5 separate regions of the Homo sapiens genome follow, and all the other regions are linked to region 4. A link is a contact called in ENCODE Hi-C or POLR2A ChIA-PET data. All regions are on one chromosome and are shown on one strand. Each heading gives the region's core, a stretch centred on a gene start or an enhancer-like site at or near the end of the contact. The rest is flanking DNA. Distances are from core to core; before and after follow the strand shown. Region 1 holds the start of UBTF (upstream binding transcription factor). Region 2 overlaps GPATCH8 (G-patch domain containing 8). Region 3 holds the start of SLC25A39 (solute carrier family 25 member 39). Region 4 holds the start of HEXIM1 (HEXIM P-TEFb complex subunit 1). Region 5 overlaps KANSL1 (KAT8 regulatory NSL complex subunit 1).

What was found. A loop is a pair of places that touch in the nucleus more often than their neighbours do. ChIA-PET counts read pairs that join two places held with the same protein, here RNA polymerase II (POLR2A). Pooled maps may share reads with other maps.
Region 1: a loop to region 4 is called in a pooled map, with 9 times the contacts of the local background. The contact joins the promoter of UBTF here to the promoter of HEXIM1 in region 4. A Hi-C loop is called at or near these places in 4 of 37 single-sample maps with no recorded cell type and 10 of 50 pooled maps. POLR2A ChIA-PET finds 5 or more read pairs at or near these places in 7 of 52 experiments (A673, B cell, CD4-positive, alpha-beta T cell and 3 more).
Region 2: a pooled map shows a loop between it and region 4 (2.2-fold over the local background). The contact joins the enhancer-like site here to the promoter of HEXIM1 in region 4. A Hi-C loop is called at or near these places in 1 of 50 pooled maps. POLR2A ChIA-PET finds 5 or more read pairs at or near these places in 3 of 52 experiments (GM10248, HEK293 and T-cell).
Region 3: a loop to region 4 is called in a map of naive thymus-derived CD4-positive, alpha-beta T cell, with 10 times the contacts of the local background. The contact joins the promoter of SLC25A39 here to the promoter of HEXIM1 in region 4. A Hi-C loop is called at or near these places in 1 of 168 maps with a recorded cell type or tissue (naive thymus-derived CD4-positive, alpha-beta T cell), 4 of 37 single-sample maps with no recorded cell type and 8 of 50 pooled maps. POLR2A ChIA-PET finds 5 or more read pairs at or near these places in 3 of 52 experiments (GM12878, H1 and K562).
Region 5: a loop to region 4 is called in a pooled map, with 2.2 times the contacts of the local background. The contact joins the enhancer-like site here to the promoter of HEXIM1 in region 4. A Hi-C loop is called at or near these places in 2 of 50 pooled maps. POLR2A ChIA-PET finds 5 or more read pairs at or near these places in 2 of 52 experiments (activated CD4-positive, alpha-beta T cell and activated T-cell).

What each region holds. Positions count from the first base shown.
Region 1 is chr17:44,218,424-44,221,123 of GRCh38, reverse strand. UBTF (upstream binding transcription factor) reads left to right here and starts at 1,449. Exons shown (of 21, transcript NM_014233.4): 1 at 1,449-1,679. The region is part of intron 1 of ATXN7L3-AS1 (ATXN7L3 antisense RNA 1); the gene reads right to left. RefSeq lists silencers at 13-232, 743-1,432, 1,559-1,723, 1,483-2,502, 2,553-2,700.
Region 2 is chr17:44,416,324-44,419,023 of GRCh38, reverse strand. The region is part of intron 6 of GPATCH8 (G-patch domain containing 8); the gene reads left to right. Among named protein-coding and RNA genes, the nearest start is that of ITGA2B, 28 kb to the right of the region's middle. Within about 2 kb of position 1,328, at least 4 of the 41 ENCODE cell types and tissues checked have a DNase peak (open chromatin) inside an H3K27ac peak, as active enhancers do.
Region 3 is chr17:44,323,473-44,326,172 of GRCh38, reverse strand. It overlaps SLC25A39 (solute carrier family 25 member 39), which reads left to right and starts at 1,350. Exons shown (of 12, transcript NM_001143780.3): 1 at 1,350-1,462; 2 at 2,596-2,695. The coding sequence starts at 2,611. LOC124904009 (a long non-coding RNA gene) reads right to left here and starts at 720. Exons shown (of 2, transcript XR_007065768.1): 1 at 552-720. RefSeq lists enhancers at 268-317, 1-427, 498-557, 608-687, 848-1,037 and silencers at 1,138-1,567, 1,588-1,807.
Region 4 is chr17:45,147,079-45,149,938 of GRCh38, reverse strand. HEXIM1 (HEXIM P-TEFb complex subunit 1) reads right to left here and starts at 1,464. Exons shown (of 1, transcript NM_006460.3): 1 at 1-1,464. The coding sequence starts at 748. HEXIM2-AS1 (HEXIM2 antisense RNA 1) reads left to right here. Exons shown (of 3, transcript NR_186789.1): 3 at 1-277. RefSeq lists enhancers at 1-361, 766-875, 926-975, 1,026-1,075, 1,479-2,361 and 1 more.
Region 5 is chr17:46,144,812-46,147,511 of GRCh38, reverse strand. All of the region lies in intron 2 of KANSL1 (KAT8 regulatory NSL complex subunit 1), which reads left to right. Among named protein-coding and RNA genes, the nearest start is that of KANSL1, 47 kb to the left of the region's middle. Within about 2 kb of position 1,276, at least 3 of the 41 ENCODE cell types and tissues checked have a DNase peak (open chromatin) inside an H3K27ac peak, as active enhancers do.

The DNA.
Region 1 (2,700 bases), core at 200-2,699, 930 kb after region 4:
ACCATTTTTCTTTAAAAAAAAAAAATTTTTTTTGTGCAACCCCTAGAGCAGTGGGAGGGAAGGGGTGAGGCTGAGCCGCCCGGAGGAGGCGGAGGGGCCAGGCGAGGCCGGGGTGGCCCGGGAGGCGGCGGCGCCGAGGCGGCTCTGACGGGCAAGCGCTCGGAGCGGCGCTGCGCTGCGCCGAGGCGGGCGGGCGGGCGGGCGGAGCGGGGCGGGCGGAGCGCGGCGCGTGGGGCTCGCCATTAGCCGTCGCTCCGCTTCGCCATCTCGGGCTTTGTCTGGCGACTCGCTGCCCCGGCGTCGGCTGCAGCGGAGCTGCGGCTCGACTGTTCGGCCCGCCGTGCTCCCAGGTGCCCCCGGCCTGCGCTCCCATCCACACGCTCGGTAAGTGAGCCCGGGAGCCGCGGATTTCGGGGGAGAGGGGTTGCTACGAGTGGCGGCGGCGCCGATCTTCATGCGCCCGGGCAGGCCTGGAGAACCATGCCGGGCTGGATTGAACCGGCTCCCACAGCGGCCCCTCCGCCGGAGCCCGTCGTTCCCTTGCCGTTTCCGGGGTGTAAAGAGCAACGGGGATTTTTTTTTTTTAATGCAGAGGTTTTAGTTTTCGGGTTTTTTTTTAAGTTTCGTATGTGCCGTTCGGCAAGGAGAGGACCGCGAGGTAGGCACCGAAGCTGGACGCCGCGATCGGCGTGCGTGCGCCCCAAACCAGCGGCCACGCTCCGGGGGATGAGGGTGGGCGCGGACCGCTCGCTCCGGGAGGCGGGAGAGAGCTGGCCTGGAAGCCCTAGTCTGAGCTGGGAGAACTTGGGGGAGAGCTCCGGAGCAGGGCTGTGGGCGCCCCCCGAGCCTCCCCGGACGCCGGGGGCACCTCCGGGCACCCTCTCCGCGGCCGCACCTCGGCCCTCCCTCGCCGGCGAAGCCTGCTAGTTCCCCCGCGGGTCTGGCGAGGTCGCTCTCGGCGCCCGCCCGCCCGCCTAGGCTCCGAGCCCCGCCGCCATCCGGGCGGCTGCGTGTCTCCCTGCCCCGGCCCCCCCCCCCTTCCCCGGCGGCGGCAGCAGCAGCAGCAGCAGCCGCCGCCGCCGCCAGCACCACCACCACCACCCCCCTCCCCTCCTTCCTTCCCTCCGCCTCGGCCGCCCGGGTCCCCCCAGCTCCCGCCCCTCCTCCCAGCTGCCCCCCGCGGAGCCCGCCCGGGCAGGCTGTGGGAGGGAGCGGAGCCGGCGAGGCGGGCGGGCTGGCGCTCGCTCCCCGGGGGTCGGTGTGCGCTCTACGGGGAAGGACGCGCTCGCTGCCCCGCTTCTCCCGCCCCCCCTCCCGCTCCTCCTCCTCCCTTCTCCCTCCTCCTCCCCGCTCCGGCGGCTGAGGCTGCGGCGGCGGCGGGGGGTGTGCGAGCTGAGGCCGGGGCCGGCGGCGGGCGGGCTGCCTGCAGGCGGAGGGCGCTGTGCTTTGTGCTTTTCGCCGCGAGGAGCAGCAGGCAGCAGCCACAGCCGCCGCCGCCGCCGCCGCCGCCACAGCAGCAGCAGCCGCCGCCCCAGCGCCGCCGCCTCGCCCGGAGGAGGAGCCGCTGCCGCCGCGGGAGGGAGCTGCGGCTGTGCCCGGCCGAGCGGGGGAGGGCGCCGCCACTCAGAGCCAGGGAGGGAGCCGCTGGAGCGGGAAGCCCGGAGGCCGCGCTGCGCCGGGTAACCGAGGCGGCTGAGGACGCGCGCTGGGGTCGGGGCCGGACGGCGGGAGCGAACCGCGGGGTGCGGTGGGCGCCCAGCGGGGACCCGAAGCGACCACCGAGCAGGCGACCGGGCGCGAGCAGACCAGGGCACTTGGGAGGACGCCGAGAGCCGGGGGAGGGGAAGGCAGGAAGCGAGGCCTGAGCCGAGCCCCGGCCGCTGGCGGAGGAGCCCGCGCTTCTCGGAGCCGGCAGGCGCAGTTCTCCCCGGCCGCCGGAGGGGGCGGCGGGGCCGGTGAGCGCTGCGCCCCCGCCTCCCGGCCGCCGTCCTCCCGCCCTCTCCTTGGCTCGGCTCCCCGGAGGCCGGGGCGGGGGCGCCGGCGGGGCTGGGCCGCAGGCTCGGGGGAGGAGGCGGCGGTTCCCGCCGCGGTCGCGCCTCTGTGCCGGGCTCCTCCGTGCGCGTCGGGGTGGCTGGGCGGTGGCGGCGCCTCTGGCCGGGGTGGGTGGCTCGGGGGCGGGGGGCAGGCTAGGCCGCTTCTCTCCGGCTGCTTGCCCGCCTGTGCGGGCGGGGACGGCGAAGGGAGCCCGGGAGGGGGGAGCGGCGGGAATCCGGATCCGGTCCCCGGGGGCGGTGCGGCCGCTCCGCTCCGGGGCTGGCGGCGGCTGCGCTGCGTCCGGGTCCCCGCCGGGTTGCGGAGGCGGGGGGAACCGGCCGGGGGGAGGCGGGAGGAGGAGACTGGGGCGCGTGCCCGCTTCCGTGGCCGCGCGCGCCCTTTACCCGCCCTTCCTCTTCCCCCGCCCTCCAGCCTGGGGCCTCCCCGGGGCGGGCGCTCCGAGGAGGAGGAGATTTTTTCTTTTTTTTTTTTTTTGGCTGGGGTTGGGAAGCGGGGCGGAGGGCGGGCGCTCGCTGCACGCGGGAGCTAGGAGCAGGCCCTCGCGTGGCCAGGGGAGGGCGCGCGCCGCGGAGCCGGGCTGCAGGGGCTGGGGGAGGGGGTCACGAGGAAGAGGAGGGGCGCACTCCCATTCCCATAGACCCCTTA
Region 2 (2,700 bases), core at 79-2,578, 730 kb after region 4:
TCACTAGTTTTTCTCAGGTTTTCCAAGATTTTACGAAGAGTTGTTAACACAAAAATATTAAGACCCAGCTTGATCTTCAGAGATACAGAAGCTGATTAAGTATTTTGGCTCTTTTCAGTAGTTTAACCCTAGTTTTCAAGTGATCGATGTTAATACATTTTGAAATCTCTAAGAGTAGGCCTTTCCATTTCTGAAGAAATCCAATATATGATTCCTTTTTACATGAGTTAATTCTGATAACACCTGAATGCTCAATAGACATTAGCACTGACTAGCCGGGCGCGGTGGCTCACGCCTGTAATCCCAGCACTTTGGGAGGCCGAGGCTGGCGGATCACAAGGTCAGGAGATCGAGACCATCCTGGCTAACATGGTGAAAACCCCTCTCTACTAAAAATACAAAAAAGCCGGGCGTGGCAGCACGTGCCTGTAGTCCCAGCTACTGGGGAGGCTGAGGCAGGAGAATTGCCTGAATCCGGGAGGTGGAAGTTGCAGTGAGCCAAGATCATGCCACTGCACTCCAGCCTGGGCGACAGAGCAAGACTCCATCTCAAAAAAAAAAAAAAAAGACATTAGCACTGATCATCTCCTACCTTTGTTGGCTTAGTGTAAGTTACAGACAAATTTGATACTACAGATTTTTCTATCCCTACGTCCTTGCCTCCTTAATTATTTTGCATATCTTTAAAAAATTTGTCTGCTGATGGATATGACAGTAGAATCATTTTCTTTAGCATTTCAAGAGGCCTAAAATTCAAACTCCAAAGAATATTGTTTCCCAAAAGTAAATTAATTAATAGCAGCACCACCTTTATAGTCAATCCTCCTTCCCTCCCTCCCTTCCTCCCTTCCTTTCTTCCTCTTTTTCTTTTCTTCTCTCTCTCTCTTTCTCTCTTTTTGGCTGCTTCCTTTGTACCTTGTTACCTACTCAGGATTTTTCTTCCAATCTTAGCCTCTTGTTTGTGCCACTAAAGGTCCTCCTAGTACATAAACTAGAGAGGTCACAAATTATCTCATAGATATATTTTATCTGGCCTTCACATTATTAGTTTTTCCCTTTTTAATTTCAGTTGATTCCCAAATTTTAAAAATTCAATTTTACATAATTTAGGCTTTGGCTTATCTTGAAAAATTAAAATTATCAGACAACATTGGGCCTACATTTCAACATAACAGTTGACTAAAGCTGAACAGTTGCCATCTCTTTGCTCATTCTGCAACTAGCTGTGATCTCCACTTCATCTTTTCTCTTACACCAATCTGTGTGACTCATTATGTTACCTGCCAAACTCCTGTAAACATTTGAATTTGTGACTCAGGCCTATGCTTTTCCTTCCTTCCCACACAGGTTCCCGTGGCTTCTGACTGATACTGGGGAACTGGCACATTGAAAAGCTGCCTCCTTGCTAATAGTGTTGGGACCAACTTCCTTGCGATTTCAGTCTCTGGTAGTCTGATCCAGATTATCAAAATCTGGTACTGTAAAGCATCTTCAGAAATTCTTTAGGCCAAGCGTGGTGGCTCATACCTGTAATCCCAGCACTTTAGGAGACTCAGGCGGGCAGATCACTTGAGCCCAAAAGTTCGAGACCAGTCTGGGCAACATGGCAAAACCCGGTCTCTACAAAAAATGCCCCCAAAAATTAGCTGGATGTGATGGCAGTTGCCTGTGGTCCCAGCTGCTAGAGGGGCTGAGTCTATTAATACATGATTTAGTTAACTTTGTCTAAACTGTTTGCAACTGCTTTTTGACAGGATTGACCTTGTCTAAACTGTTTGCATCTGCTTTTTGACAAGATTACTTACTCTTACTTGACACTTGACGGTTTCATTACGCAGTAACATAACATTACCAAGGAACAGAAATTTAGAGTTTTCCTCAGGAGAATCATTTGAGCCCAGGAGGTGGACATTGCAGTGAGCCAAGATTGTGCCACTGCACTCAAGCCTGGGTAATATATTGAGCAAGGCCCTGTCTCAAAAAAAAAAAAATTCCTTTAACTGTAGGATTCAGTATCTCAGTCAGAGGAATATGCTTTTAGCCTCCCTCTTCTTTCTGCTAAAATACCTGTAGTATGAAAACTCCTATACTTTTTACATTTTCTAAAAGGACTAAAGTCTTATTTAATTCCAAGGTCTGTTTCAGTTGTGAACAAAAACAGTAGTTCCCTGAGCTTTAAATAGCAGAACTAAAACAGATGAAGCCTCTAGCAGCCACCAGTGACTGTATTCTGATTTGTACAGGATATAATCTGTTAATACATGATTTAATTAACTTTGTCTAAATTGTTTGCAACTGCTTTTTGACAGGATTACTTATTCTTAGTTGACTGTTTCATTACCCAATAACATGTATTACTTAAACAGCACAGTTCTCTTCAGGGATTATGCTTTAAGAAACAACACAGGTTTGAAGAAAGGAGTGCATCTCAGCACTTGAACATGTTGTAGTTTTATTTTAATAACCTATAGCAGAGAGGTGAAAATGTTGGGTTCAGTGGTATTCTATACCACTGTTCATACCATTTTCTTGGGGTCTGTTTTGCTTAATAAGAAAATTGACATCATTTGGCCAGTCTTCCAAAAATTTAGCATGTTTCATGCCTTTTCACCTGTTAAGTCTTATGTATTCATTCCCCTCTGCTTATGTTGGGAGTAAACTTATTATACCCAGCAATCACGACATAGCTAACCTTAAAAA
Region 3 (2,700 bases), core at 101-2,600, 820 kb after region 4:
CCGCCGGCCGGGTTCAAGCGATTCTCCTGCCTCAGCCTCCCGAGTAGCTGGGATTACAGGCGCCAGCCATCATGCCCGGCTACTTTTGTATTTTTAGTAGAGACGGGGTTTCACCATGTTGGCCAGGCTGGTCTCGAACTCCTGACTTCAAGTGATCCGCCCGCCTCGGCCTCCTAAAGTGCTGGATTACAGGCGTGAGCCACCGCGCCCGGCCTGTGGTAATCTATTTCAACAATAACCTACTGCAAAGAGTTTTGAGACTCAGAAGAAATCACGATACGAGAGCAACCAACACCAAAACGTCGATGCCCTCCCGCACTCAGTGCTCTTCCTCTCCGCGCAGAGTCATTCCGGGCCTTAGGCGAGGTTGTGATTTGCCCAAGGTCACGCGAAGGTGGGATCTGGCTCCCCATGGCTCTCCCGTCTCCCCCGGCTTGCTCACGTCCCAGCCCGCCCGGCCCGGGCTGCAGCTCAGCTAACCCAGTGGCGCACACCCGCGCGGGGCCCTGTGGTTTACAAAGCGTTTTGCAGTTGCAGGCCTGTCCTGTAACCTGAAAAATGGGGGCGATGCTAAGGCCGGCGAGAGAAGTCGCCGCGAAGTTTTCAAGTCTCGGCGGGTAGCCCGGCAAGTAACTTCGTCGTTATTGTGTGGTCTCCCGGCGATCTCGAAGAACTCATTCTCACTGCCGCCGCCACGCACCTGAGGACACCGAGGAAGAGGGCCAGTGCGTCACCCTCGCCGTCCAGAAGGCGCTGGGGTTTCCAGTGCCGCGCGCGGCCGGGGCGGGGCTGGTGAAAATGCGCTGTTAAGGCCGGCGCGGCGGCTCACGCCTGGAATCCCAGCACTTTCGAAGACCGAGGTGGGCGGATCGCTTGAGCCCAGGAGTTCCAGACTAGCCTGGGCAAAATAGGGAGACAAAAATAAAAGTAACAAACCAGCCGGGCGTGGCGGCGCGCGCCTGTGGTCCCAGCTACTCCGGAGGCTGAGGCAGGAGGATCGCTTGAACCCGGGAGGTCAAGGCTGCAGTGAGCCTAGATCGCGCCACTGCCCTCCAGCCTCGGCGACAGAGCGAGGCTGAAAAAGATGCTGTCTAAAAAAAGATGCTGGAAGTGCGTGCTGCTGCCACGTTAAGCGCGACGTGGAGACCGCGAAGTTGGCCGGCAGCTCTCAGCGCTGGACAGGCATGGAACTCGCCCGCGCGGCCCCGTCAAGGGGGCGGGACCGTCGCAGGTCCGGGCGGAGACGCGAGTGGGCGGAGCCGGGGACACTCCGGGCTTGCGGCTGGTCGGCCCGCGGCGGGCGGGGCCTCGTGGCGCGGTGTAGGGGCGGGGCCCCCTTGGCTGCTTTCGGCGTCGGCCTAGGTGCGCTGCGAGCGCGCGCGGACCGCGCACAGGCGGCGGAGCCGGTATGGGCCCGCCTGACCCTGGGCGCCGCGCCGCACGAGCACCAGCCTAGAGCCAGGTAGGCGGCACTGGGCCGGGGCTGGGGGCGGAGACGGAAGCGGGGGTCTCCGGGCGGCCGTGCGAGCCAGGGCAGGTGCTGGGGCCGTCGAGCTGGCGTGGTCCCCCTCACCTGGCGGCTCTCCGCCGTTCGGGGCCGGGAGTGTCGCCGAGGGTCGGGGAGACGTCCTGGTCCTACGTTCCTACTTCCCGCTCTCCCGGCTGCGCCCCGGGCCTGCATTTTGGGGCGGGAACCCAGAGACTGCTCTTTCTCTCCGGGCCCCGGGTCTGGCCCGTCCGGCCGGGCGGGGAGGGCCGGGCATCCCAGCCCGCAGTCCTGAGGAGGCGACGGGCCCTTCTTGGTCACCGGATCTGTTTACACGTCACCCTCGATGCCCGGCCGTCCCTCCACGCCCAGTAACTTGGGCTCTCAGGTGCCTGCCCGGGGCCTTGGTGCTGGAGTGGGGGCTGTGGGGGCAGCACAGGTACTCTGATTTTGGGGCCACGAGGGCCAAATCCGCGCCTGCACGTAGGAGGTGCGCAGTGGACACGTGCGAGGTGGACGAGGGAAGGACCCTGGCTCCTACTGCATTCGAGCGATAGGTCTGGCACCCTAGCTTCCTTCGGAACCACTCCTGAGTGACCTTGGGCAGGCCACCTCGTCTCCCCGAGCCTTAGTTTTCCCCGGCGGAGGGGGGCGGACAGTCCCTGCTTTAGAGGTCATTGCCAGGGTTGTTGAGGCAACAGATGTTTCGAGGGCGGTGGATGAGGGTTGGGTTAAAGTCTCACAGTGGGCCGGGTGCGGTGGCTCACGCCTGTAATCCCAGTGCTTTGGGAGGCTGAGGCGGGCGGATCACGAGGTCAGGAGATCGAGATCATCTTGGCCAACATGGTGAAACCCTGTCTCTACTAAAAATGCAAAAATTAACTAGGCGTGGTGGTGCGCGCCTGTAGTCCCAGCTACTTGGGAGGCTGAAGCAAGAGAACCGCTTGAACGGGGGTGGATGTTGCAGTGAGCCAAGATGGTGCCACTGCACTCCAGCCTGGCAACAGTGCGCAGAGCGAGACGCCGTCTCAAAACAAAAGTCTCACAGTGGCCCAGCCTCCTTTCCTGCCATCCCTGGAGTTGTGGTCTGTTTGAGGTTTGGTTTTCAGGACTGAAGCTTCAAGATGGCTGACCAGGACCCTGCGGGCATCAGCCCCCTCCAGCAAATGGTGGCCTCAGGCACCGGGGCTGTGGTTACCTCTCTCTTCAGTAAG
Region 4 (2,860 bases), core at 215-2,714:
CATCCTCCTCACCCCCTTCTTCCATGAAGTCGTCATCGCTGGTGTCGTCGGATTTGGCGGCGGCCCGCTTGGAGTACAGGCCGGTTTTGAGATCCGGCTCCTCCTGGTCGTGATCATCCATGAGGAACTGCGTGGTGTTATAGGGCGCGACCGGCTGGCCCTTGGCGAACATCTCGGCTCGGATCCTTGAAGCTCGAAGGCTCTGTTTCTCGTCGAACTTTTTCTTCTCTTCCCAGGTCAGCTTGTAGTACGGTTTCCAATGCCGCTTCTTCTTGGACGGGCGTCTCCTATGTTTTTTCTTCCCCAGCTGTCTCTGCTGCTGTCCCCACTCCTCTTCGCCCCCTGCGGCAGGAGCCCCCAACTTACTGGCCTCGGAGTCATGACAAGGCTGGGCGAGCAGCTCGGCCTCGGGCGTCGGTTCCACTTCTGCCGGCGGCGGGAAGTCGCCGCCAGCGGACGAGTCGTCCCCATTCTGGCCCTTCTCGCCCTCTCTCAGGCAGCTAGATTCTGGACAGGCCTGGGTCTGCAAGGGAGGTGGTTGGGATTCCAGGCTCCCTTCCCCCTCCGGCCCCGGACGGCCACCCAACTGGGGGAACGCTCTCGATTGCCACCTACTGTCCTCCTCGGGCACCCGCTCCTCCGCGCCTGGGGGGCGCTCAGGGTTCAGCTCTTCCTGGACAGCAGCAGCACCTGTACAGTTGCTAGTTTGAGGCTGGTGTTGATATTCTGACAAGAATGGCTCGGCCATGGCTAGTAGAGTCCTCGAAGTTTAAGAAATTTTGGCTAGTAAGTCCTTAAGGAAAAAAATGGGTTTTTCTTAAAAAAAAGAAAAAGAAAAAAAAAACAGTCCAACAGAGTCCTCTTCAGTTTGTAATTCCTGCAGTGACGCCTTTAGCTAGTCCTTCTATCAGCAAACTCCAACTGCAATCTGGGGAGCTCAAGTCAGTAAAGGGTTAAGCGCCCACAGTGCGGCCAGCTAGCGGGTCCAAGGGGGTGCAGCGGCAGGAACAGTACGTAATGGGCGGAGGTGGGCCTCAAACCTCCAAGCGGAGCACCCCAATAAAGGAGTTGGTGAGCAAGGTGATGAGGGTAAGTCCAGTGCGTGAAACCCAGCCCCGAAGGGGTTAAAACTACCGATGACGCTGCCTCCGAGGGGCCAGATCCACAAAGGGTTAAATCCCCTGCCGCAGAGCCCACAAGGGGTTAAAGTCCCGGCGCCACCTCCTCCCACTTCCACGGGTGTCGCTTCCACCCAAGCTCCCAGTTCCCTAGGCCCGGCCGTAGCCTCAGCAGAGGACAGACAAACTCATCTCCCCTTTGGCTCGATGCTCTGCTCTGCTCAGTTCTCCTCCGCCTCCTCCTCTTTTCCTCCCTCCCTCCTCCCCCTTCCCACAGCTCCTCTTCCGCGTCCTCCCCCGACTTTCCCTCCCAACCTGCCTCTCCACCTGCCAACTTCCAACTGCTGTCTCCCAGTCCTCTGCGCCCCTTTTATATAGAAGCTTTTTCGCCCCGCCCGTGCGCATGCGTAACGGAGTTCCCTTTGCGGGGCGCCGGGAGTCGTAGTTCTTATCTTTCGGGCCCGCCGCCCTCGCGCGCCGTGCGACGTAGCCAATCCCAGGACGCGTAGGGGGCGTCTCCCTGGCCGCCACCTTCCATCGCTTAGACCTCGCTAAAGAAACGCGAGCGGCCATTGGTGAAAAATCACACGACTCGCTGAGGAAGGACGGCCAATCGCAGAGAAGATGGGGCGGGTTCTGGACCGTACCATTCTGTTTCAGGAATACGAGAAGATTCGATGGCCTATGAGAGTCCTCACAGAATATTTTTATGAAAAGGTGCGTTATAAAGGCTATTATCGTATTTTGTTCTCAGCGGAGGGGTTCCGAAGGTTATGAACCTTTATTAACTAACGCAAGAATGGTTTATTCCTAAAAAGTAGTCCCTAAAATGTAAAAGAATTAAATCCTATAAAGAGAGACGTCGGCCCACGGCTGCTAACTCGCGAGTCTTAAGATTATAGAAATGGCTTCAAGGCGGGTGGTGAGTGCCTGAGACTGACACTTGCGGAAGGATATCGCGAGCACATTTTGTAAAGACCGAAGAGCGCATGAAGAAGTAAACAAATGAAGAATAAAAAGTGCCGCCTTAAAGGGACAGTGTGACTGCGTTTAGCGCCGCAGGCTCGCACTAGGCCTCGGAAGACGAAGAGGCGGGTTCGAGTCCCGGTGACGCGACTCCCGGACTGACCTCGGTACCCTTAGCTGAAGGTGGCGGAGTCCCAGCCCCAGCCTGGTCTCAGAAAGCCGCCCCCGCCCCAGGGGCAAATGCAAACTGGTGATTCGCGACCAAGGCTCTTCCCTGGGCCGAGATCGGAAAGCCGGGGCCGGGGGCGGGCGGGGGAGTGGAGGGGGAAGCGGGGGAAGGCCACGCCCCCACGCCTCAGCTTCTGTCGAAGAAAATGGCCTCCTGGGGCCGATTTGGTCTTTTCACTTCCGACCGAGATCATTTCCTGAGCCGGGACAGAGGAGGTCCGGGACAGCCATGAGGCTGTTTGTTGGGAAGAGTTCGGAATGATTAATGAGTTGAAATCATCAGCCCTGGCTATCCGAGAGGGAAGCAGGTCTCACCCGCAGAGGCCCTTCCTCATCAGTGGGCGCTGGGCAAGACTGGGAGGGAAGCATGGAGGAGGCCTTGCTCCGAAACTTGCTGCAGGGGATTCTGGCGCAGGGCTGGGGGGGCCGATTCCCCCGGGGGCGTAGTTTCTCAGAGAGAAATTCTCTAGACCCAAGCCCCCAGCCCTCCATAAACAGGGACTGAGAGGACCCAGAGAACCCTCCATACCAGTCACTGAGGCCTAAAA
Region 5 (2,700 bases), core at 27-2,526, 1.0 Mb before region 4:
CCCTCTGCCTCCTAGTCTCAAGCAATTCTTCTATCTCAGCCTCCCGAGTAGCTGGCACTACAGGCGCATGCTACCACATCTGGCTAATTTTTGTATTTTTTGTAGAGACAGGATCTTGCCACCTTGCCCACACTGGTCGTGAACTCCTGAACTCAAGTGATCCACCCACCTTGGCCTTCCAAAGTGCTGGGTTTACAGGCATGAGCCACCACCCCAGTCTGGTTGACGTTTTTCACCTCCTTCTCTTTACAGCATATTCAGAAATTTTAAACCAGTAATACGAAATACATATATTGGTTGATTTTTCTGTTGTATTTTAAGCATATTGACTTTTTAAATCGGATCATATTTTTGCATGCAAGTACTATGGCTTTTCAAGGTCATTCTGATTTGAAACAACACATTTCTTAGTCAATTCATTGGCTCTTTACCCCCTTTTAAAATTTTTTATTTTTTATGTGATTTATTTATTTACTTATTTTTAGTGATGGAGTCTCACTGTGTTGCTCAGGCTGGGCTCAAGCAGTTCTTCTGCCTCAGCCTCCTGTGTAGCTGGAACTACCTAAGGATGTGCACCACTGTGCCCAGCCAGATCTTCACCTTTTCCAAAAAAAGAAACATCTAAATGTGAAACCTTTTAGGCCTGTCAACTTCTTTTTTTTTTTTTTTTTTTTTTTTTGAGACGGAGTCTCGCTCTGTCGCCCAGGCTGGAGTGCAGTGGCGGGATCTCGGCTCACTGCAAGCTCCGCCTCCCGGGTTCACGCCATTCTCCTGCCTCAGCCTCCCAAGTAGCTGGGACTACAGGCGCCCGCCACTACGCCCGGCTAATTTTTTGTATTTTTAGTAGAGACGGGGTTTCACCGTTTTAGCTGGGATGGTCTCGATCTCCTGACCTCGTGATCCGCCGGCTTCGGCCTCCCAAAGTGCTGGGATTACAGGCGTGAGCCACCGCGCCCGGCCTCAACTTCTTGTGATAGACACATACAGAATTTTTCAGCTACTCTCTGCCTATGGGGTAGCCCTACCTTGCAGGAGCAGTCCAAAAAAAATTTTTTTTTTCAATTTAGGATCAGTGTAGAGGAAAGAGCCCTGGACTATCATAAGACTGAGTACCAGCTTGGCCAGTCAGTCACTTTGTGACCTTGATTAAGCTATGTAACCTTTTCAAATTGATTTCCCTCTCTGTAAATAGAGCTGATAAGATGGCTTGCCCTGTTTCCTGTGGTTTTTAAAGAGGATCAAATGAGTGCGTGAAAGTTCTCATGAAAACTAGACGTCTATTCAAATATGAGGTGGTGGTATTCTCAGAAGGTCATAGATGAATGATGCATTTATTTTAGTGCTTTTCACAGTTTAGTCTCAATACTGAGTGCTTACTGAGGGGTTGTATGGAGGCACACTAGTTGTTTCTTTAGGAGATGTCTTTAGCTGCTAGAGTAGAGAACAAAAGAATGAGTAAAGAGGCTTCAGAAAAGCTAGTATGGGCTGGCACGGTGGCTCACACCTGTAATCCCAGCACTTTGAGGGGGCCAAGGTGGGAGGATCACTTGAGGTCAGGAATTTGAGACCAGCCTAGCCAACATGGTGAAACCCTGTCTCTACTAAAAATACAAAAAATAGCTGAGTGTCATGGTCGACGCCTGTAATCCCAGCTACTCGGGAGGCTGAGGCAGGAGAATCCCTTGAACTCAGGAGGTGGAGGTTGGAGTGAACCAGGATTGCATCACTACACTCCAGCCTGGGTGACAGAGAGTCACTCCTCTCAAGAAAAAAACAAGGAAAAGCTAGTATGGATGGAGCACCTCCATGCTCATTTCCTAGAGCTTATGTTTTGTTGTTTGATTTCCTAGTTCATAACAGAAGGGGTTTTGTAAGCTGACCTAGCTTGACAATCCTTTTTGGGTTTTTTGGTTTCAAACATGATCTTATAAAATTATTTAGTGCATTAAAATGTAGACCCAAGTAGCTGCTTAGCTCTTGAGAAAAGGCTGTGTTTCAGTTTAGCACAACAGTGTTTTCAGGAAGATAACTGTTCTAGATAGCTCTTTTTTTCCAAAATTCTTGATTAAGGTTTGGGGAATTTAGAATTATCTCCAGCTATTAAATTATCAAATTGGTTAAGTAGAGGTAGAAAGTTTATTGCATAAATCAGTAGATTTGTCTTCCAAAGAAGCTTATGAAATAGAAAGGGCCAGGAGGTATACCTGTAGTTGAAATATGGGATGGGCCCATAGAGAGTGAGTTGGAAAATGATAGTAAGTGGTTGAACATGGACTTTAAAGCATGGCATGCTCTGAAGTCATATTAGAAAAGTCCTTTGCTTTCATGCAAAACTAGTCTCCGTGGCTTTTCATTGTGTAGATCGGGTTAAAAGCAGAATATAAGAAGCAAGTTTTTGGATGAGATGATAGAACTTAAGTAGTACTTGTCTGTCAATCCTAAAAGAATTATTTCTGGCCAAATCCTCTCCTCTAACCACCAAATAAGGAGCTTGACTTCATTCTCACTGTTAAGAATCAGAAACCCAGTTTAGAATATCCAACTCCTGGTGAACTTTTAAAAATTAATATATATCTTGATACTTTATAATCTATTGTGTGGCATCCAACGAATGTGAGGTAATCTGGGGAGTTAGAAATGCCTTGCATTTCGTGTGGAAAAGGTGTAGTCGTAAGTTTGGCCTGGGAAGGTTAATACTGT